5 separate regions of the Homo sapiens genome follow, and all the other regions are linked to region 2. Evidence: chromatin loops called from intact Hi-C (ENCODE). Cell type or tissue: heart left ventricle. All regions are shown on one strand. Each heading gives the region's core, and the rest is flanking DNA. Links, peaks and the distances in the headings are about the cores only.

Evidence for each region. A loop is a pair of places that touch in the nucleus more often than their neighbours do. Peaks named below come from ENCODE experiments on the same cell type or tissue, not always from the same donor. Only the 100,000 strongest peaks of a DNase experiment are listed, where the experiment ranks them.
Region 1: it touches region 2 in a loop (5-fold over the local background); 59 of 110 quality-filtered maps call a loop at or near these places.
Region 3: it touches region 2 in a loop (12-fold over the local background); 87 of 110 quality-filtered maps call a loop at or near these places.
Region 4: a loop joins it to region 2, with 2.6 times the contacts of the local background. A loop is called at or near these places in 29 of 110 quality-filtered maps.
Region 5: it touches region 2 in a loop (2.5-fold over the local background); 14 of 110 quality-filtered maps call a loop at or near these places.

What each region holds. Positions count from the first base shown.
Region 1 is chr12:9,047,488-9,052,145 of GRCh38, reverse strand. It overlaps a transcript of KLRG1 not described here. Among named protein-coding and RNA genes, the nearest start is that of LINC00612, 15 kb to the left of the region's middle. In heart left ventricle, for the core only: a CTCF peak has its summit at 2,412 (motif pointing right); a DNase peak (open chromatin) is centred at 1,158.
Region 2 is chr12:8,680,379-8,685,036 of GRCh38, reverse strand. It overlaps a transcript of RIMKLB not described here. Among named protein-coding and RNA genes, the nearest start is that of RIMKLB, 15 kb to the left of the region's middle. In heart left ventricle, for the core only: CTCF peaks have their summits at 2,809 (motif pointing left) and 4,289 (motif pointing left); no DNase peak of the experiment used is centred there; H3K27ac peaks cover 704 bases.
Region 3 is chr12:8,888,567-8,893,224 of GRCh38, reverse strand. No RefSeq gene overlaps it. Among named protein-coding and RNA genes, the nearest start is that of PHC1, 24 kb to the left of the region's middle. In heart left ventricle, for the core only: CTCF peaks have their summits at 2,272 and 2,471 (motif pointing right); no DNase peak of the experiment used is centred there; H3K4me3 peaks cover 548 bases.
Region 4 is chr12:8,858,183-8,862,840 of GRCh38, reverse strand. A2ML1 (alpha-2-macroglobulin like 1) reads right to left here. Exons shown (of 36, transcript NM_144670.6): 27 at 1,886-1,960; 28 at 1,544-1,706. Among named protein-coding and RNA genes, the nearest start is that of A2ML1-AS1, 29 kb to the right of the region's middle. In heart left ventricle, for the core only: a CTCF peak has its summit at 2,187 (motif pointing right); no DNase peak of the experiment used is centred there.
Region 5 is chr12:8,777,905-8,782,562 of GRCh38, reverse strand. All of the region lies in intron 1 of A2ML1-AS1 (A2ML1 antisense RNA 1), which reads left to right. It also overlaps a transcript of RIMKLB not described here. Among named protein-coding and RNA genes, the nearest start is that of LINC02972, 8.0 kb to the left of the region's middle. In heart left ventricle, for the core only: a CTCF peak has its summit at 1,959; no DNase peak of the experiment used is centred there.

The sequences.
Region 1 (4,658 bases), core at 477-4,476, 370 kb before region 2:
AGGGTCAGAGAATCTCCATCCTCAGAATTGGATCCAGCCATGCCTGCAGACGCTCTTATATAAGGCACATGAGATTCCTGTTGTAAATCTCAATCACAAGAGAGCTGCATCAGCTGGGGCCCAGATTTGCAGGGCTCCCCAACAAATGGACACAATAGAGAATGCCACCTTCGTGCATAGTGCTGTATTTGGTGGGAAACGAAGGAACAGAGAACATCCTGTTGATTGGTCTCTGACTCTTAATACTCTGATATTTTTGTCTAATTGCAATGAAAAGATCTAAGTAAGGCTTAGGACAGAAAACAGAGCAGTTCTCAATTGGGGCCTATGCTAAAAGAGTTAGACATGGTTTAATGTTGAAAAGTCAGGACAGTGTTGATGGCAGTGATAAAAAGTGAGGCTAGAGAAATCAGTTGAGACTCATTTATCAAGCGTGTTAACAGAAGTTTTCATGTTATTTTATAAGTAATGGTCTTAGGGGATTTTTGGGGGTGTTGATTTTCCCGTATGCAGACAAGTGAAGGGTGAACAAGACAAAGATGAGCTATACTAAGCGTTAGAACAGCTCAGAGGAGACCTGCAGTGGCTAGCTCTCTGTAGACAGGTTGTCCTGACGTCTGCCATCAACAGACAGGAAGCGTGGAGAGGATTGCTCCTCTCCGCAGCTGGCCTCCTGGAAAGGGTTGCTCGCCTCTGCAGGTCTCTGAATCTCTCAGCAGAGAGGGTAGTTCCTCTCTGCAGCTGGTCTTCCCATTGTGTCATCTCTGTAGACAGGTCATCCTGACATCTGCTGTCAGCAGAGAGGAAGCCCTGGAGGGGGCTGCTCCTCTCTGCAGCTGGCCTCTTGGAAAGAGTTACTCCTCTCTGCAGCTGGTAATCCCGTCTCTGGAAGTCTCTGAAGCTCTGAGCAGAGAGGGTGGTTCCTTTCTGCAGCTGGTCTTCCCATTGAGTCCTCTCTCCGTTCTCTCCATCCTATCTTGTTCTGGCTGAGCCCAGGGCTTTTATGGACCTCGGAGGGGAGGAAGTGTGTGCCGATTGGTCCATGGGCACCATGGGTGGGCAGGAAGAGGCACTACAAGTCCCCACTCCAGTTGGTGGGACTGGCAGCCTGGCCCCCAGCCTTCAGGCCCTTCCTGATCTGAAGGTGGGGCCTTACTGGGGGCCCGCCCCCTTCCTCCCAGGACTCTGCCTCCTGCCACCATTCATGGCTCCCAAGTCCTCATTCCAAGATCCAAGCCAGTGCCAGGAGCAGAGAGAGGCCAGGCAGTGGAAGCAGACACCCCTGAGCTTGCGAACAGGAGTGTGGGAGGGACCTTCCTGGGCCCATGAGGGTGCACACTGCAGAGATGCCCAGGTCCTGCGCCAGGGGAGCTCCCACCTCGCCAACTTGAAAGGGGGGAGGTTCCCACGTGTCCCTGGCTCCTGCCTGCTCCGTGGAGCGCGAGGCCCAGGTCTGCAGCTGAGGATTGGGCAGCTGCAGCTGCACCCAAAAGAGCAGATCCTGCCTACTCCCGGCCCCCTCCGGGAGCACAGGGAGGCTCATATCCACAAGCGCATTTGGGCGGCTGTAGCCCCACCCAGGAGGACGGGGCTCCTGCCTGCTTCATAGAGCAGGAAGCCTGGGTCTGCAGCTGAGGTTTGGAGGACTGAGGTTTGCAGGGCTGCAGCAGCACCTTGGGGAGCCCCCACCCCAACTCAGAAGAGGCGAAGCTCCCACTGGCTGCATGGGGCATGATAGCAAGCAGCCACTGCCATTAATAGGAAGCTAATGAAATCTTTTAGAGACAACACAGCGGCAAGATCAGATTTTGTTTAGGATGATAACAAGTGGCAGAGCTAGTGTGAGAGAGACAGGTGGCAAGGAGATTATTACAGTCATCCTTATTTCTCATGGAAAATTTTCCTGAAAAATGGGCTATAAGGATATTCCACTTCTTAAAACTGTATTTCTTACCGCTTAGGGAGAGCCAAAATGCTTTGCACCAATGTGACACGTTTTAGACCAACTGAAAGTCTACAAAGAGCTCTATTTTAATAATTAAGTCTACTGTAGATTTCAGGTTCAGCTTCCTACGAAGATTTTTTTTCTGAAGTTTATTAAAATCAATAATTGACACTAGGTGGCAAGTCAGGATCAACAATTACTGTGTTCCCAGCGTAGTTATGCATCTTGATTTGAAGTGAGGAATGGGGGAGTACTATGATAAGGTTAGACACAGACTAATAGCATTCTGAAAGACATATACTGATACATAAGACACGTATAGCATATATCAGATTCATGCCCCAGATACCGAGCAGTATTATTTTCAAATACGTTTTTTATATGCTTCCCCTACACTTACTTGTTCCTGTTTGGATGGCTTAGCAGAAGCTCCAAGATGCCCCTTTCATATACAGTAATAAAAGATAGCCACAGGGTGGCAGCAAAGGTTAAAAAAGTTGAGTGCTGCTACTTCATTAAAAATCTCGTAAAAAATAAAAATAAAAATAAACTTAGGCAATGGGAACAGAGAAGAGAGGAGTAAAATAACCATAGAAACCTGAAATGAGAAGATAAAATAAGGTACTAGCACAAATCATCCTTATCTATGGGCAGAATTGCATTCACAACCCTGGAAATAGCTGATTTTTGCTTTAAGTTTTATTTTCTTAGAAACAATGTATTCTACAAGAAATACCACATCCCTTTATTTTTTGTAAATAAAATATGACTCTAAACCCCAGCTCCATTGGACTGACAGGAAATTTATCTCAGACATTTTGGGTCCTTCCTACCTGGTGACCAAATACAGGATCAAGATATGGCACCCACTCCGCCACCGGCATCTGTCTGTAGTCCACATGACCATTCTAGATCCACCACTCTGTGGCCACATTGTGGGCCCAGAGGATAGGAATCTTTGACCAAGAACAAGCAGCTGGGCCTGGAACCCAACCTTCCAAGTGCTCCATGCAGACCTTCCTTCTGAAGCCCTGATACTTACTCAGAGAGTACCAGAAACTAGAGTAGGTCCCTGCTCTGAAGGGACTCACTGACCTTTCTCTGTCCAGACTAAAAGAATCATTTTAGCCTGGGGAAAGTCCCTCTCAGCATAAACTTCTGTCTCTTAATTGGCTTTCTTCCTTCTCAAATTCTGTTTTTCTCTTGTTTGTTCTTTTAAAATCAAAAGCCAGGTAACCCTGCCCCAAAGGTTCAACTCCTTCAAGATTTTTTACCTAGCCAATCATGTAATCTGTGAACAAAAACAGTTTCATTTCTTCCTTACCAGTCTGTATACCTTTCATTTTATTTTCTTCTCTTATTTCATTAGCTAGGAATTCCAGGACAATGATGACTAGGAGTAGTAAGAGTAGACATCCCCGTCTTGTTCAGGATTTGAGGGGAAAGTATCTAGTCTCTCACCATTAATTATAACGTTAGCTGTAGATTTTTTGTAGATGTTCTATATACAGTTGAGTTTGGAGAGTTTTTATCCAGAATGAGTGTTGAATTTGTCAAATGCTTTTTCTGTATTTACTCATATGACCAAAAGTTTTTTTCTTTAGCCTGTTATATGTGATGGATTACATTAAATGATTTTTGAATGCTGAACTAGCCATGCATATCTAGAATAAATCCCACTCTTCATTGCACATAACTATTCTTACACATTGTTGGGTTTGGTTTTCTAATATTTTGTTGAGGATTTTTGGATTTTTGTTCAGTAGAGATATTAATCTGTACTTTTCTTATCTTGTATTTCTCTAGTTTTGGTATTAGGGTAATGTTGTTCTCATAGAATGGGTTAGGAAGCGTTTCTTAGTTACTTGTTTTCATTTTTATTTAGTTCAACATATTTTTTAAATTTCTCGTAAGACTTCTTGGGCCTATATGTCATTTAGAAGTATGTTATTTAATCTCCACATATTCTGGAATTTTCTAGCTATCTTTCTGTTATTGACTTCTAATTTATTTCCATTGTTTTCTGAGCACATACTTTGTTTGATTTCTATTCTTTTAAGTTTATTAAGTTGTGTTTTGGAACTAGGATATGACCCATCTTTAAGAATGTTCCATGTGAGCTTGAGAAAAATGTGTATTCTACTGTTGTTGGATGAAATATCCTGTGAATATCAATTAGCACCAACTGATTGATTGTGCTATTCAATTCAACTATATGCTTACTGGTTTTCCTTCTGCTGGATCTGTCAGTTACTGATAAATGGGTATTGAAGTCTCCAACTATAATAGTGGACTTGTATATTTTCCCTTGCAGTTCTATCGGTTTTTGCCTCCACATATTTTGACCGCTGTTGTTAAGTATACAAAAACTCAGGATTGTTATGACTTCTTGGAGAATTGGCCCCTTTTTCCTTGCTCTAAGATGTGATTTGTCTGAAATTAATATAGCTACTTCAGCCTTATTATTATTATTAGTGTTAACTTGGCATATTTTTCTCCATCCTTTATTTTCAATCTATCCTTTATATTTACAGTGAGTTTTTTGTAGACTACATATAATTGAGTCTTGTTTTCTTATCCACTCTAATAGTCTGTCTTTTAAATTGATGTATTTAGACTATTCACATTCTAATTAATCATTCATATATTTAGATTTAATCTCTACCTTATTTTAATTGTTTTTTATTCATTTCCCTTGTTCTTTGCCTTCTCA
Region 2 (4,658 bases), core at 375-4,374:
CTCCTGAAACTAATAAGCAATTCTAGCACAATTGCAGGATAAAAGGTTTACATACAAAAATTAATTGCTTTCCTATATATCAGTGATGAGCAAGTGTAATTTGAAATAAACACAGGCTGGGTGCGGTTGCTCACGCCTGTAATCCCACCACTTTGGAAGGCCGAGGTGAGCAGACTGCCTGAGCTCAGGAGTTCAAGACTAGCCTAGACAACGTGGTGAAACCCCGTCTCTACAAAACATACAAAAAAACTAGCTGGGCGTGGTGGCATGCACGTGTAGTCCCAGCTACTTAGGAGACCGAGGTGAGAGAATCACTTGAACCTGGGAGGTTGCAGTGAGCCGAGACTGTGCCACTGCCCTCCAGCCTGGGCAACAGGGTGAGACTCTGTCTCAAAAAATAAAAGTGCTGGAACAACTGGACATTTACATGAAAAAAAGAAAAAGAATCTACACAGTAGACACAGACCTTACACACTTCACAAAAATTTACTCAAAATGGATCACAGACCTATATGCAAAATGCAAAAGATACCACTCCTAAAAGATAACATAGGAGTAAATTTAGGCCGGGTGTGATGGCTCATGCCTGTAATCCCAACACTTTGGGAGGCGGGGGCGGGTGGATCACTGGAGCTCAGGAATTCCAGACCACCCTGGCCAACATAGTGAAAGCCCAGCTCTACTAAAAATACAAAAATTAGTTGGGTGTGGTGGCGTGTGCCTGTAGTCACAGTTACTCGGGAGGCTGAGGAAGGAGAATCGCTTGAACCGGGAGGCAGAGGTTGCAGTGAGCAGAGATGGTGCCACTGCACTCCAGCCTGGGTGGCAGAGCGAGACTCCATCTAAAAAAAAAAAAGAGAAAATTTAGATGACCTTCAGTATGGCAATAACTTTTTAGATACGACACCAAAGGCATAATCCTTTGAAAGAACTTAGAGATAATTGAGAACTCAAATTCATAATTTGACTTCATCAAAATTACAAACATTGGTGGGGCGCAGTGGCTCAAGCCTATAATCCCAGCACTTTGGGAAGCCGAGGGGGGTGGTTCACTTGAGGTCAGGAGTTTGAGACCAGCCTGGCCAACATGGTGAAACTCCACCTCTACTAAAAATACAAAAATTAGCTGGGTGTGGTGGCAGGCGCCTTTAAGTTCAGCTACTTGGGAAGCTGAGGCAGGAGAATTGCTTGAACCCGGGAGGTGGAGGTAGCAGTGAGCCGAGATCGTGCCACCACACTCTAGCCTGGGCGGCAGGAGCGAGACTCTGTCTCAAACAAACAAACAAAAAACCAAAATTACAAGCATCTACTTTGCTAAAGAGAATGTCAAGAGAATGAGAAGACAAGCCAGACCGGGAACAAATATTTGCAAAAGACACTTCTGGAAAAGGCATATTATTTAAAATAATACAAGAACAATTAAAAACAACAATTTAACCTAAATTTTTAAAATGGGCAAAATATCTGAACAGAAACCACATCAAAGATATACAGATGGCAAATGGGCATATGGAAAGGTGCTGCACATTATATGTTATTGGGGGCATAAAAATTAAAACATAAGATACCACTATGCCCCTATTAGATTGGCCAAAATTCAGAACACGGACACCACCAAATGCTGGGGAGGCTGTGAAGCAACAGAAACTCCATTCATTGCTGGTAGAACATAAAATGGGACAGCCACTTTGGAAGACAGATTGGTGGTTTCTTACAAAACTAAACATACTCTTACCATATGATCCAGCAATCATACTCCTTGGTATTCATCCATAGGAGAGGAAACTTAGTGCCCACACAAAAACCTGCACATGAATGTTTATAGCAGCTTTATTCATAATTGCCAAAACTTGTGGGCAATCAAGACGTCCTTCAGTAGATGAAGGAATAAATAAACTGTGGTATATTCAGACAATGGGATATTAATCAGCAATAAAAAGAAATGACCTATCAGGCCTCCAAAAGACATGGAGGAACCTTAAGAGCATATTACTAAGTGGAAGAAGTCAATCTGAAAAGTCCACATACTGTATGATTCTAACTATATGACATTCAGGAAAAACCCAAAACTATGGAGATGTTAAAAAGATCAGTAGTTGCAGGCCGGGCGCGGTAGCTCACGCCTATAATCCCAGCACTTTGGGAGGCTGAGGCCGGCGGATCACCTGAGGTCAGAGTAAGACACCAGCCTGACCAACATGGAGAAACCTCGTTTCTTTTTTTTTTTTTTTTTAATTTATTTATTTTTATTTTTATTTTTTTTTGAGGCGGAATCTCGCTCCCTCCCCCCCGGCGGGGCTGCAGTGGCGCGATCTCGGCTCACTGCCAGCTCCGCCTCCCGGGTTCACGCCGTTCTCCTGCCTCAGCCTCCCGAGTAGCTGGGACTACAGGCGCCCGCCACCACGCCCGGCTAATTTTTGGTGTTCTTAGTAGAGTCAGGGTTTCACCGTGTTAGCCAGGATGGTCTCGATCTCCTGACCTCGTTATCCGCCCGCCTCGGCCTCCCAAAGTGCTGGGATTACAGGCGTGAGCCACCGCACCCGGCCATTTCCCAGTAAATTCTTGACTCCTTGACTGACTCATCATTTTAAAATATCAGTACTCAACGCAGTGCCTGGCATTGAGAAGGAAACCGACTATAAATGAAGTACAGGTCTTAGTTATTAGGAGCCTTTCATCCTGTCAGGCATAGTTCAATATTCTTGCTACATGAACTATATTAGCAACCAACGGGAAGTGTAAACCCCTTGGAAAGAAAAGCAGTTCGACGACAAGACTCTGGAGGTTATTTGTTGCCCTCTCGTGTCCCGATTTAGGAACTACATGTTCTTCCCTCCACTTTGAAGAATTCTGATTCCTTTAATTTTATGTGTTTTTTAATGCATGTATTGTAAGAAATACACTTGTTTCTTTACACCCTCACACAGAACACTTTTGACACCAGATGTGCGAGTTTTTTTCCCCACACTGACCTATTCTCCAACACCAGCTGGGTGTCCTACAATCCAACTCAATACTGACACTATCTACCTGCAGTCAATGTCAGATCCCACAAGTTTAGAGCTGAGTCCCACAAGACTGCTCCCACCCAGATGCCAGTTGAAAGTCCCGGTACTTCCGACTGACCAGCTATAAATTTGGGGGTTCCCATGACCTTCTCCTTGAGTTCCATCATTTGCTAGAATGCCTCACAGAATTCAGGAAAACATATTACTTACCAGTTGATTATGGAAGATGAACAGCCAGGTAAAGAGGTCTGCAAGAGTCCTGAGCACAGACAGGGGCTTCTGTCCCTGAGTTAGAGTACACCACCCTCCTAGCAGGTGGAAGCAGCCCACGAATCCATAAACCCGGAAGCTCATCAAGACCCACTGTTCATGAGTTTTTATAGAGCTTTATTTCCAGCCCCCTCTCCAGCCTGCTTCCCGAAGGTCAGTGGGTGGGGCTGATAGTTCCAGTCCTCTTATCCCTTGGTCTTTACGTGAGCAGTTTCATCCGGAATAGGAGCCACACCTTACGTCATGCATTAACGTAGCACAAGTTCAGGTGTGACTGATGGTTACGCAACATCAGGGGCTTGTTGTGAATAACAAAAGACACTCTTATCACTCAGGAAATTCCAAGGATTTTAAGATCTCTGTGACAGGAACCAGGCCCAAAGACCAAATGTATTTCTTATTATACCACACTTATTCAACATATTTTTTTTTTGTACAATTGTTTGTTTACATTGGCAGCAGCCCTCAAAGCACTGGTATATGAAGACCAGAACCGCCAGACACAGTGGCTCATGTCTGTAATCCTAGTACTTTGGGAGGCGGAGGAGGGTGGATCGCTTGAGCTCAGGAATTTGAGACCAGCCTAAGAATGGTGTCCCTATGCTATGGTGAAACCCCATCTCTACAAAAATTAGCTGGGCGTGGTGGTATGGACCTATAGTCCCAGCTACTTGGGAGGCTGAGGTGGGAGGATCATTTGAGCCCAAGATTGTGCCACTGCACTTCTGCCTGGGTGACAAAGTGAGACCCTGTCTCAAAAAAAAAAAAAAGACCAGACCTGAAGAACAGCAGCTCTGACCCCAGGAACAAGGGGCTTGTAATACACAATGCTTCATTGTAAGTTTGTTTCCTTTAGATGGATCTTTTAGATGTAGCACACAAAACTTTTTAGAAGACCTTTCCGTAATAGATGAAGGTCAAGGTCACACATTAAAATCTGCCGTAATTGGCATTTTGCTGGGAATGAGAGTCCCTGGCTGTCTCAGGAAGATCTCTAGCGACGCTTTTCATCTTAACTGAATGAGGCAGTGCCCTCTGCAGTCCAATAACTTCAATGCCTGAACCCAGACAGTATAGCGGTGTTACAGGAAAGGGGTCCCCATCCAAACCCCCGGAGAGGGTTTTTGGATCTCGCGCAAGAAAGAATTCAGGGCGAGTCCACAGTGCAAAGCAAAAGCAAGTTTATCAAGAAAGTAAAGGAATAAAAGAATGGCTACTCCAAAGACAGAGCAGCCCCGAGGGTGACTGGTTGCCCAATTTTATGGTTATTTCTTGATGCTATGCTAAATAAGGGGTGGCTGGCTGGGCGCGGTGGCTCACGCCTGTAATCCCAGCACTTTGGGAGGCTGAGGCAGGCGGATCACGAGGTCAGGAGATGGA
Region 3 (4,658 bases), core at 425-4,424, 210 kb before region 2:
CCGCACCCCTCACCTGTCTCATTCCTGCTTATTCTTCATCTTGCAACTTGAGTGTCACTTCTGGGAATTCTTAATTCAGCCCAAAGATTAGGTTAGGTTCCCACAACCTGACTGTGCTTTGTCACATTCATCCCCCTAATGAAGGGCAGGCAGTGTTGCTCTCCCTCACTAAGCTGCAAGCCTGGGAAGGGCAGGGAGTGTGGTTGTCACATTCATCCTGTTCACTACTCAGTGGGTGCCCAACAGATTCGCACTTAATGAAGGCCCCTCTGCTGGCCTTCAGATTTCAGTGCTTATGGAATAATTATTTCTGTCCCCTGCCACTCAGCCCTGTACTCTGCTTTGTGATGGAAAAGAGGAAACCAGGAATAAGAAAATGTGCCCCACAGATTTTGCCAAAACCATAATCTGTTAGATAAATTGCTGAGAGGGAAAACACTAGAATACCTCAAACGGTAATTCCATTCAACACAAAATACGTAAATATACGTACTTTGGGAAAGTACATCACATATCACCACAGAGCAAACGCTGTTGGATCGCCATTATTTAAGGAATATCTCATACTCAGTTTCTGGATTTCTGCAACAACTGGTAAAGGGGAAAATATCACATTTCTTAAATTTATACATGTATAGGCTGGGCACGGTGGCTCACACCTGTAATCCCAGCACTTTGGGAGGCCGAGAGGGGAGGATCACTTGAGGTCAGGAGTGTGAGACCAGCCTGGCCAACATGGTGAAACCCTGTCTCTACTAAAAATACAAAAAAGTTGTCTGGGCTTGGTGGTGGGAGCCTATAATCCCAACTACTTGGGAGGCTGAGATAGAAGAATCACTTGAACCTGGGAGGCGGAGGTTGCACTGAGCCGAGATCGTGCCACTGCACTCCAGCCTGGGTGACAGAGCAAGACTCTGTCTCAAAAAAAAATAAAAAGATAAAAATAATAATAAAAGAAATTTATACATGTATAGTTGAATAAGCACAGAATATCTCTGAAAAGATATACCAGAAACTGAGAATTAGCCAAGCCCCACCCACACACTTTACTGCCTACATTAGCTTGACTTTGCTATTCTACTGTCTTTACCAACAAGACTTTAGTATTTCAGGAAGCCCTTGCCCCAAAAATAAAAGCTGTAATGGGAATGGGTAATGGGTACAAAAAAATAGAATGAATAAAATGTAGTATTTGATAGCACAACAGAGTGACTCTAATCAATAATAATTTAGTGTGCATTTTAAAATAACTAAAAGTACAATTGTATTATTATTTTTTCTTGAAACAGAGTCTCACTCTGTCACCCAGGCTGGAGTGCAGTGGCTCAGTCTTGGCTCACTGCAACCTCTGCCTCCCAGGTTCAAGCAATTCTCCTGCCTCAGCCTCCTGAGTAGCTGGAATTACAGGCGCCCGCCACCACGCCCGCCTACTTTTTGTATGTTCAGCAGAGATGGGGTTTTGCCATGTTGGCCAGGCTGGTCTCCAACTCCTGACCTCAAGTGATCTACCCACTTCAGCCTCCCAAAAGTCCTGGGATTACAGGCGTGAGCCACTGTACCTGGCCTAATTGTATTGTTTGTAACACAAAGGATAAATGCTTGAGGTCATAGATATCCCATTTACCCGGATGTGATTATTACACATCACACGCCTGTATCAAAACATCTCATGTATCCCATATACCTACTCTGCACTCACAAAATGAAATTTTTAAAAACTTTTTATTTCCATAGGTTATTGGGGCACAGGTGGTATTTGGTTACATGAGTAAGTTCTTTAGTGGTGATTTGTGAGATTTTGGTGCACCCATCACCCGAGCAGTATACACTGAACCCAATTTGTAGTTTTTTATTCCTCTCTCCCTTCCCACCCTTTCCGCCCAAGTCCCCAAAGTCCTTTGTATCATACTTATGCCTTTAATTTTTTTTAACTGAAAAAACTTTTTAAAATAAAACTTTTAAATAATGTTATTGTTCATTTCAGGAATATCCAGACAACGTATTTTAAATTGCTTAGCTTTCCAGTACAGTTATCAAATGATTATTCATGCTCCAAAACTTTTTTAAGCCCTCACCTTGCTAAATCATGATCCGTACCCAAACTTAATCAGAGCCCTTCACTGAAAGACCCACCTTAATCCAACCTAGAACCTCATAAATATCCTCCCTTTGCCCTCCCCTCCCAGATGCTGCTCAAGTTTCCGCAAGGCGGTGTGCTCCCTTGCTAAGACATGAATAAACTCCAGCTTTGCCTATCTGTGAGATTTCGGGTGGTGTATTTCAGGGCGCTGACATTTGGCAAAAGTAATAGTATAGGTTACATCCGAGGAGGGAACTGAGAGAAGAAATGTGGAAGGTGTCTCTTAGGACCTTTGAATTTTTACGTGGGCGTGTATTGTCTATTCGAAAATAAATGCTAAAACAAAACAAAAAGTTTAAAAGCAGGACACCATTGTGTAATCTCCTTTCTGACCAGAAGGTGGCGCCTCCACCTTTCCTGGGGCTGGGGAAGGGGAAAGCTGTAGAGAGGGGAGAAAGGTCCCAGTGAAACAACAGGGGCCTACATTGAGAGTGGAAATTTTACCTCCTGGCAAGAAAGGTCCAGAATCTCTCTTCACAATAATAGCTAATATTTATTGAATATATATTAAATGCCAATTAAGATTTTTAAAACAGGCCGGGCACAGAGTCTCAAGCCTGTAATCCGAGGACTTTGGAAGGCTGCAGCCAGTGGACAGCTTAAGTCTAGGAGTTTGAGAAAAGCCTGGGCAACACGGTGAAACCCTGTCCCTATTTTTTAAAAATAAAAAATGAAAGATTTTAAAACAGCATTCTTCTTTTTTTCTTTTCTTTTTTTTTTTTTTTTGAGACGGAGTCTTGCTTTTTTACCTAGGCTGGAGTGCAGTGGCGTGATCTCAGCTCACTGCAACCCCCGCCTCCCAGGTTCAAGCAAATCTCCTGCCTCCCAAGTAGCTGAGATTACAGGTGTGCACCACCACTCCAGGCTAATTTTTATATTTTTAGTAGAGATGGGGTTTCATCATGTTGGCCAGACTGGTCTCGAACTCCTGAGCTCAAAGTGATCCACCTGCATCAGCCTCCCAAAGTGCTGGGATTACAGGCGTGAGCCACTGTGCCCAGGTTTAATACAGCATTCCTAAGGTAAAATTGGTATACAATAACAGCACATATTTAGTGTACAATCTGATGAATATTAACATGTATTCAACCATGAAACTATCACCATAATCAAGATAATGGAACATATCACCCCCAAAGCTTTCTTGTGCTAATTTGCAATCCCTCCCTTCCTCCCTATCAGTTTTAAGTACTTTACGTAGATAATTTTATCTTCACTACCACTCTTTGAGGTATTATCACTCCCATTTTACCAAGGAGGAAACTGAGGTATAGTTAGGCTAAATAAATTGCCCAAAGTCATTCAGCTAGCAAGATGTAGAGCTGTTATTTGAACACAGGCTGATTGACACTAGATACACACTACATCAGCAATTTTCAAACTGGAGTACATGTATCTCTGGGGTGTACAAAGCCTTTCCAACATGGACAGGGCTGAAATTTCCAGATTTTGACTTCCAGATGCAGTCTCCATCTTGACACTTCACCAAGAATGTTCTCTACGTGTCAAAGCATCTTCTTTCCCCTCTCCCTGCTCACTTTACAAAAGGTTACTGCAACTCTCATTCCTTCCATGGTATGCTGTTCTAGGGCACACACATACACACACACACACACATACCCCCTCTTGACCACCAAAGATAATTTGAAATATTGTCACTTTGTGTAGATAAAGTACTTTCATGAAAAATCTTTTTGGAAGTCAAGATTTATAATTCTTTCAACCAAATTAAAGGAGCATCTAATCAAGTTGAGTGCTGATAAATCAGTTTTTGATGAAAGATTATTATAAGGTTTTGGTATATAACTTGAAAGAGTTCACAAAATTCACTGGCATTGCTAAAGCTAAATGCCTTCTACTCTTATTTATATGAGTGAGATTTCTCAAATAATATACCTGAAGAAATTAAAAATTGGAATACAATTAATCTTGATTCTTGTCTCATTCTAGAAATAAGCAAATTATGGGCCAGGCATGGTGGCCCACACCTGTAATCCCGGCACTTTGGTGGGCAGATCACTTGAGGTCAGGAGTTCGAGACCAGCCTGGCCAACATGGTGAAACCCCATCTCTATTAAAAATACAAAAATTAGCCAGGCGTGGTGGCAGGCGCCTGTAGTCCCAGCTACTCAGGAGGCAGAGGCAGGAGAATCACTTGAACCCAGGAGGTGGAGGTGGCAGTGAGCTGAGATTGTGCCACTGCACTCCAGCCTGGGGGACAGAGTGAGACTCCATGTCAAAAAAAGAAAAAAAGAAATAAGCAATAATCATCTGTGAATGTATGCACTAATATATTATTGGATAATTGAAAAAAATCCCAACCACATTCATGTCATTAGAAAATGTGCTTCTAGTTTTTACTTTTTATTATGTGTAATATTTTTTGGCCAGGTGCAGTGGCTCATGCCTGTAATCCCAGCATTTTGGAAGGCAAGGCGGGAGGATCACTTGAGGTCAGGAGTTTGAGACCAGCCTGGCCAATGTAGTGAAACCCCCTCTCTGCTAAAAATACAAAAAT
Region 4 (4,658 bases), core at 220-4,219, 180 kb before region 2:
TAATTGGAAGAACGTAACAGGAAACGTGAGCTTGCAATACAAGATAATGGAAAAGAGATCATCACAATAAACCAATACACGGTGGAACAGGTGTATTTAACCCATTGTCTCGGACACACATTTCATGACTGGAGTTGCTTAGACACAAGAGAAAAAACTACCTGACCCCCTGTGAGAGGACAGCTCAGCCATGACGCTCATATAAATGAAGGCTGAGACTGCACTTCTGCCTGGAAGAATAATTTTAAATACACAGCCAGATAAATGAAATGCATTAAAATTTTATTTACAAGATCTGTCATACTTCAAATAGTATTCTAAATATATTTAAAGTGGTCCAGGCCAGGTGCAATGGCTCACGCTTGTAATTCAGCACTTTGGAAGACCAAGAGGGGCGGATCACTTGAGGTCAGGATTCTGAGACCAGCCTGGCCAACATGGTGAAACCCCCTCTCTACTAAAAATACAAAGATTAGCCAGTGTGGTGGCGGGCACCTGTAATCCCAGCTACTCGGGAGGCTGAGGCAGGAGAATCACTTGAACCCAGGAGGCAAAGGTTGCAGTGAGCCAAGATTGCACCACTGCACTCCAGCCTGGGTGACAGAGCAAGACACCGTCTCAAAAAAATAAAAAGTAAAATAAAAAATTTAAAAAATATTTAAAGTGGTCCTACATCAAAGCACTTTCAAAGATCTCCAAAAGGGTGATTCCACAATGCCAATATATTTTCCGACTAGCTTCTTCAATGTAGTTTCTCTTCACATTAAAAGTATAAAAATGTGGCCAGGCATGGTGGCTCACGCCTGTAATCCCAGCACTTTGGGAGGCCGAGGCAGGTGGATCACCTGAGGTCAAGAATTCGAGACCACCCTGGTCAACAGGGCGAAACCCCTTCTCTACTAAAAATACAAAAATTAGCTGTGCATGATGGCACACACCTGTAATCCCATCTACTCGGGAGGCTGAGGCAGGAGAGTTGCTTGATCCTGGGAGGCAGAGGTTGCAGTGAGCTGAGATCACGCCATTGCACTCCAGCTTGGGCAAGAAGAGAGAAACTCGGGCGTGGTGGCTCATGCCTGTAATACCAGCACTTTGGGAGGCCGAGGCGGGTGGATCATGAGGTCAGGAGATCGAGACCATCCTGGCTAACACGGTGAAACCCCGTCTCTACTAAAAATACAAAAAATTCGCCGGGCGTGGTGGTGGGCGCCTGTAGTCCCAGCTACTGGGGAGGCTGAGGCAGGAGAATGGCGTGAACCCGGGAGGCGGAACTTGGAGTGAGCCGAGATCACGCCACTGCACTCCAGCCTGGGCAACAGAGCAAGACTCCGTCTCAAAAAGAAAAGAAAAAAAAGTATAAAAATGCCCTTTGAGCACTTGCGTGTGTTTCTCACAAACCTCCCAACAATAATTTGATGACTTAATAACTGTTACTAAAATGAATCCTAGAGTACATGTGTGGGACAGAGGTTACTAGGGAGATTATAGATAACTCACAGCTTATGTTCACAATTTCAAAGAACTCTCAACAGGACCAACATACCTGAGATGATAGCCTGTTGATCTAACTGTTTAAGGAGAATGTTTCTGATGTCCATTTCCCCAGCCAGGGAGAAAATGTAAGCCAACAGGGCCTGTGTGTAGAGGTTGGTCGTGGAGGTGGCCGAATTCTTGAGACACCGTAGACCCTGACTCACCATTGGGTCCTAAAAAGTGAAGATGAAGACTATAACTTATAAGGCATTCCTTTAAAAATGGCAAGTAATCAGGAAATCATCTTATCCTTCTTGACCTTAAAAGGGTGACTAGAGACAAAGATGGGTGAATGTCTCTAGGAATACGCATGAGAAGGAGGGTATCAAGAGCAGGAGCCAGGAGAACTTACATCTACATCCTTTCCCATCTCCAGCAATGCAGCTGTGACATACGCAGTCAAGGAGACCTCATCATCAACACCACCCTAGAGGCAAACAGGGAGGCAGTGAGTCAGGGCAGCAGGCAGCAGCTGCAAGAATTATGTGCAGATTGCAAAACAGCCTCCCCTCTGAATAGATGAATAATTTTTAAAAAGAAAAAAGAAAAGAAAGCTCTTTTTTCCACAGGCTTTCTGCAGCTCCAAGCCTCCAGGACACACAAAGAGGGAACAGTTTGGACTTCATAACTGCACAGCCTTAAACAGCCTGCAGGAGGCAGCATGTGGACTTCAGCTGAGTGGGTATTTAAGAAACCCAAGAGAAGGAGTTAGGAAGGGTAAGAGCTTTAAAGAAGGGAGGAATAAGGAGAGAATCTGCCGCATCACCGCATCTGAGCCTCCTCACATGCAGCTCCCCTCAAGCAGCACAATACCCAGCCCTTCTCCAGCAGAGATTAGGTGAGACCTTCCCTGCTTATCGCCTTTCCCAGAAAGAGCTAAGCAAATTTTTAAAAATATCTACTCAAATTATTATCCTCATTCTATAAATAAGAAAACAAACACTTAACAAGATTAAATAGCTTGTGGTCACGCACAGTGGTTTATGCCTATTATCCCAGCTTGAGGCCAAGTCGGTGGGGAGGATCGCTTGAGCTCAGGAGTTTGAGGCCAGCCTGGGCAACACGGTAAAACCCCAACTCTACAAAACCTGCAAAAATTAGCCAGGTGTAGTGGCACGTGGATCCGTGGTCCCAGCTATTCAGGAAGCTAAAGTAGGAGGATCATCTGAGCCCGGGGAGGTCAAGGCTGCAGTGAGCCATGATCGTGCCACTGCACTTCAGCCTGGGTGACAGAGTGAGACCCTGTCTCAAAAAAATGAATAAGTAAATAAATAAAAAGATTAAATAGCTTGCTCACGGTTACATGGCTCATCTGCAGCAGGACTGGAATTTGAACCCAGGACATTTAACTCTGGAGCTCATGTGCCACACCACTAACCTTGGCTACACAGAGGATGGATTTCTCAATGGACTGGCCTGCTCTCAAAAGAAAGTAGGAAGAGGCTGGGCACGCATAGGTCACGCTTGTAATCCCAGCACTTTGGGAGGTCAAGGCGGGTGGATCACTTGAGGCCAGGAGTTCAAGACCAGCCTGGCCAAACATGGTGAAACCCCATCTCTACTAAAAATACAAAAAGTAGCCAGGCATGGTGGCACATGCCTGTAGTCCCAGCTGCTCAGGAGGCTGAGATCACTTGAACCCAGGAGGTAGAGGTTGCAGTGAGCTGGGATTGCGCAACTACACTCCAGCCTGTACAACAGAGTAAGACTCTTGTCTCAAGAAAAAAAGAAAAGAAAAAAAAGGGAAAGAAGGAAGAATACCTCTGAGATCTTGCTCTAGTCAAGTCCTTTATCTTAGTAGAGACAGGGTTTCAGACTGGTCTCTAATTCCTGACCTCATGATCCACTCGCCTCAGCCTCCCAGAATGCTGGGATTACAAGCATGAGCCACTGCGCCTGGCCCCCACGCATATTTCATACAGTGTATAAGAGAAGAAGAAGACAAAAACTTAGGGGAGACTAATAAGATCCTGCAGAGGAAGACTAATGAATCCTATAAATAGATTTTTTTTTTAACACTCAAGATTTTTAATCCTTGCCCTGGAATAGCAATGTAAGTGATCTCTCTAGAAAAGTTTATACAAGTCTTTCTTGCACTGAGTGTGTCCTGAATTGAACAAGTTATCCTGCAGGATCTACGCCTCGCCCTCTGCTTGGGACAGGTACAGACAAGGTAGTGAACAGAAGAAAGCAGTGCCTCTGGAGTGCAACTGCCTGGTTCAAATCTCAGTCCTGCCACTTATTAGCATGCACCTTGGGCAATTTACTTAGTCTCCATGGCTTAGTTTCTTCATCTGTAAAATGGGATTAATAATGGCATACCAATACCTAGCTCATTGATTTGTTGTAAACATGAAATAATATCAAATAAACCACGTGCCTAGAATAGTGCCCAATAGAGTAAACTTCTTACAAAAGACGTTGGGCTGCCTACTAGTCCTCACCACAGGAAATGGCTTTCCCAGATGGATTTGGTGACACAGTAAGAGGCCCAGAGATCTTTTAGTCCAGTAGTATCAAATTTCAGTGTGTATCAGAATAATCAGGAGGGCTTGTCAAAACACAAATTTCTGGCCCACCCTCCCAGAGTTTCTCATTCAGTAGGTGTGGGCTGGGAGTCAGAATCTGCGTTTCCAACAAGTTCCCATGTGATGCCAATGCTCCTGATCTGGGAACTATGCTTTGAGAACCATGTTCCAGTCCACATTCTCTTTTTCTTTTTGAGGCAGGGTCTCACTCGGTCACCCAGGTTGGGGTGCAGTGGTGCAATCACGGCTCACTGCAGGCTTGACCTCCTGGGTTCAAGTGATCCTCCAACCTCAACCACCCAAGTAGCTGGGACTACAGGCATGCACTAACAAGCCTGATTAATTTTTCATATTTTTTTTGTAGAGATGGGGTTTCACCATGTTGCCCAGGGTGGTCTCAAACTCCTGGGCCCAAACGATCTGCCCGCCTCGGCCTCCCAAAGTGCTGGGATTACAGGCATGAGCCACTGCACCCAGGCTTCATCTGTATTCTCATTCTACAGACATGAAAACTGAGGCCCAGACCAGCTAAGCATTTTGATCACGGTCACCCAGAGCCACAGTGGAGATCAGGAGAAAACTGATTCCCAGGCCAGT
Region 5 (4,658 bases), core at 348-4,347, 98 kb before region 2:
TGAGTGAACAGTCGCAAGTTCAATTTATAGGTCCATAATATTTTCTACTTAATTAAGATGCTGACACCAAAACAGCCAAAATGTGCTTCCTTTTCTAATCTGCAAGTTTTGTGACTTATTTTAGACAGCTTATGTTAAATATATATATGTGTGTGTGTATAAAACCACAAAGATGTCTCCGTACTATTACTCCTTAGCAATCCTATAATAAAGACAATTATGCTGCATTTTAGTCAGAAAAATTGTACCAAAAGAAAAAATCTAACAAAAATTCCTTGTAGAACATACAAAATAAAACAAAATTATTGTGCCAATATGCCTAGACAAACAAAATTCAAGTTAAATGCTCTCTTGTGTTCCAGGTTAACTTAACAATAAATTACAGAAAAAAACAATTTTTGATTCAGATTAAAACTCAAGTTTATCATTTTCTTTCAGTTCTAAAGCATTAAAATTTTTATATAGTAATCAAAATTACTGTTCTGTCACCCAGGCTCAAGTACAGTAGAGAAAGAGTGAGACCCTGTCTCAAGGAAAAAAGGAAAAAAAAAAAAAGCTGAAATAAGATAAGAACCATATGCCTTTCATTTCTGTCCAACTGATCATACACAGCTTGGTTGCCAGAAACAACAGATACTATAGTTAAATAAGTAGTTGGGTGAATAAACAGGTCTGCATCTTATAAATTTAATTGACATTTACATTCTATAAATTTAATTGAAATTTACATTCTTTAATTCTAGAGAACTTCAAAGTATCATTTAATTTCTATTCAGTCTAGTCAAATTCTAATGAAGAATGCAAATGAAAAGTGGGGAGAGAGGGAGGAAGAGAAAGACAGACATGCACACTCTCTTAGGAAAAACAGGCAGGCAGAGATGGAAAATGGCAACATCGGATAATTAAAATTCAGGACTGAATGTGAGAAAAAGCAGCTTACAAACAGACTTGGATAAGGGAGAGGCACAAAGACAGGGAGAGATAGAGGAACAGGGGAAAAGCCCAGCCAGATAAGCAAGAGAGAAAGGTGAACAGGCAGGGTGGAACTGATGGCAGAGTGGAACATGGCACAGTGACAAAGAAATGGGTCTTGACCTAGATAGCCAGCTGGAAGAGATCACGCCACCCTCAGTAATTTTTTTTCCAATTATACTCTTTGTTATCTCCCAAAGCTCCCACTAAAAAGGGAAGAATCTTTTAGTTTTGATTTTTATTTATTTGAGATGGAGTTTTGTTCTTGTTGCCCAGGCTGGAGTGCAGTGACTTGATCTCCACTCACTGCAACCTCTGCCTCCTGGGTTTCAAGCGATTCTCCTGCCTCAGCCTCCCGCGTAGCTGGGATTACAAGTGCCCGCCACCACGTCCAGCTTATTTTTGTATTTTTAGTAGAGATGGGGTTTCTCCATGTTTGCCAGGCTAGTTTTGAACTCCTGACCTCAGGTGATCCACTCTCCTCAGTCTCCCAAAGTGTTAGGATTACAGGCGTGAGCCACAGTACGTGGCCAGAACCTTTTATTTGTATAAAATGATTAACAATGCATATTTTATTTATCTTGCAAATTAAAAACATTCAGATTTACTGTCCACATAATTTTGCCATAATTAAAGGTCACATATACCAACATGCTGAGGAGAAAAATCCTAATTTTACATACTATTAGTTATTATTCAAAGTAAAGAATGACAGTTTACCAGTGAGGTCAAATTCAACGTTAAGGCAAGGACCTACAGGCATTTATGATTACATGCCATAGTACCAATCATATAATTTATATAACATTGCTATCAGACTAAAAACACATTCTTAGTTAAAGATAACTTACCATTTAGAGTCAAAATGCAGGAATCTTAGTCCTGTTTCCATTTTTGTCCCCCTTGCTTCACTTGGTATGTCATGCTCTATCTCTTCTCCTATGCAGACTTTAAGTCAGTAGCCATCAATCTGAAGAATTCCTTCCTCTGCTGCCACCTACCAGTTTAGTTGTCTGCTGCAGCAGAAGGGTATATAGAAAAAGTTCTTGCTTACCATTCAGATTAAATAAGAAAAAATTCCTTTGTTTAACATTTCGTATTTTTGCACATACACCAACTTTTTAATGTTTCTCCAAGACCTTCCCTCCAAAAATAAAAAACAAAAATCTCAATCACATAAAATCAAACACTGTATGATCCATGTTCATGCTAAGCTGGGAAAATTTCCAAAAAAAGTAGAAAGAAAGTGGTAAGATTTAGCCACTCAGCAGCTGCCACCTCAAGAAGCCATTTTCTTGTCTGTTTCCTTCTTTACCTACCCCTACAACCTATGAACAAATACCATAACTTAAAAATTTAGGTAGTCTACAACTCCTACAAATTTTAAGTTCAGAGACTACCCAAAGAACTGTGGAAGATGCAGCAATATAAAAGTTTTTTAAAGTAATTCTAGAAACTAAGGGTGTTAGGTGCTTTACCTGCTTGAGTTTTCAATGTTCTGGACTGCTTATTGCCCAATGGCTCTGAATACATTAAAACACGAACACATACGCCACCTACATTTAAAATAGGGTAGCATTTGTATGCCCATATAAGCAGTGGGTATATTTTTTGCAAAAGAGTAATAAATTCATTAAGTCTTTTAAAAAGGACTGACCATAGATGCACATTTCCTCAAACTGTATACATACATACATAAAAGAATTAGGGGAAAAGGGGAGACAGAATGACAAATGTAATAGCAGTTGTAGAACTGGGCATCAACACAGCATAAACGTCTTCTGTTTGTTCAAATCCTGAGATTCATTTCTATTCCCATTCTTTTTGTCATCTAGGTCTATGTTTCAAATTTATTCTACATTAGCTATTAAGGGACAGTCTCCAGTAAATGAACTAGAAATAGCAGTAATGGCTTGTTTTTGTTCCACCCTCCCACTGCCTTCATCAAGATAAAAATATGTAGTTTTGCCAACTTTAAAAAAATCAGGAAATAAAACAAATACTGACATAAGCACCAAAGACTAGTCAACAGTGGCACTGAAGTGACATTGCTTCTACTTTCTCATTCCTTCCCCCGATCTCAAACCCCACCCTTTGACCTCTGTATATGGGATGAGCCTGAGCAGGAGAGTTGGTGATGTCAGGACTGCGCCGTTCCCACGGATGCTCCTAGAGGCCTGCTGTGCTTCTGGGAACTGAGGCACAGGGATGTCTGTCTGACTGAAACCTAAAACAACAACAGTTCACCCCACCCCTCATGTTCCCAAACCCCACAATAGCAGCCAGGTATATATGCTATATAAGGCTCACCTAATAAGTTTGAATATGGTAAAATCTAAAAGCAAGATCATTCTTAACAAGTCAGTGGTATTCAAACAGGCAGCTGACTGGAGGTTGTTTAACTCTCCATGCCTTATACAATCACATAGTCTGTATGCTCTAATGTTAGCCACTCTTGCTGAGTACAAGGCTCTCCTGAATGAGCCTTTTTTTATTTTTTAGTATACATCACAAATTCTTGCATGAGTGCAGCTGGAAGTAAATTCCAATTCAAATTCCCTCTGTTAGTAAATTCCAATTCAACAGATAAATATTTTTGTCTTAAGATGCTTAAAGGGAATGACTGTCCTTATAAGAGTCAACTGAAGCACAGAACAGGTTAATCACTTATCACATGTCTTCCTTCAGCTACAAGAAATGGCATTACACGCCAAGAATTCCTATTCACTAACTAGTGACTTGCTGGATGTACAGCCTCTTTGGATAGTACGTCCAAAGCCACAGGATGAAATTATGCAGAAGTCTATCTTGAAAAGGTCCTGATTACTTTCACTAAAATTCTACCTATTAGAAAGATGACAATATCCCAAAATAATAAAAGCTCAGAACTAAAACTTTAGGAAGTATAGGAGAAAGGAAGAATGGGTAGGTAGACTGGGGTAAAGACGGAGGAGAGGATAGTTTAGTTTATTACCTAACAGAAAGGCTATTAAAATGGACGAGTTGTAGTCCTATCCCTGACATTTTATGTCCTTGGTTAATGTGCTTAGCCATCTTGTGCTTCAGAAATGTCCTCCTATCTGTTCAAACCTGTAATTTTTGAAGGTTTAAACCATGATTTTCTGATAATCTCAAACTGCTCACATCTCCTTGTTAGAACTAGTATCTTAGAAATGCTAAAACGATTAGTTCTGAAATCACATTGCTCCTAAAAGAACTAAATTTTTTTGTATTATCTTCGTCTTACTATTCCCTTTCACTTTTATAAAGTCACAGAGAGAAGCACTAAGGTAAAATGAATGCTATGTTGAGTTTTTACCATATATATAACCTAGAGCCTAATTTTACCTTTCAAAACTCTAGTTTTCCATACCTGTCAACTCCTAATTGATGTCTTTATACTGTGAGCTCACTGTGTATTCGGAACACCAACCCCTGAAAAAGCTTAAGCCAGAGTAGCACAATGGAAGAAACAAACAAACCCAAAACAAAAACAAAGCCAAAAAATTCACACTCTGAAATACTTAATTATAGACATATATGCAAGAAATGGAGTCATCTAAATGGCTAAACAAAATTCCCAAGTCTTGAGTATATCATAACCAAGTCAAACTTTACCCCCAAAAGCTCTTCTTTAATCATATTATTTGCTAGATACATTTATGCATTATTTTTAAGTGAGAATT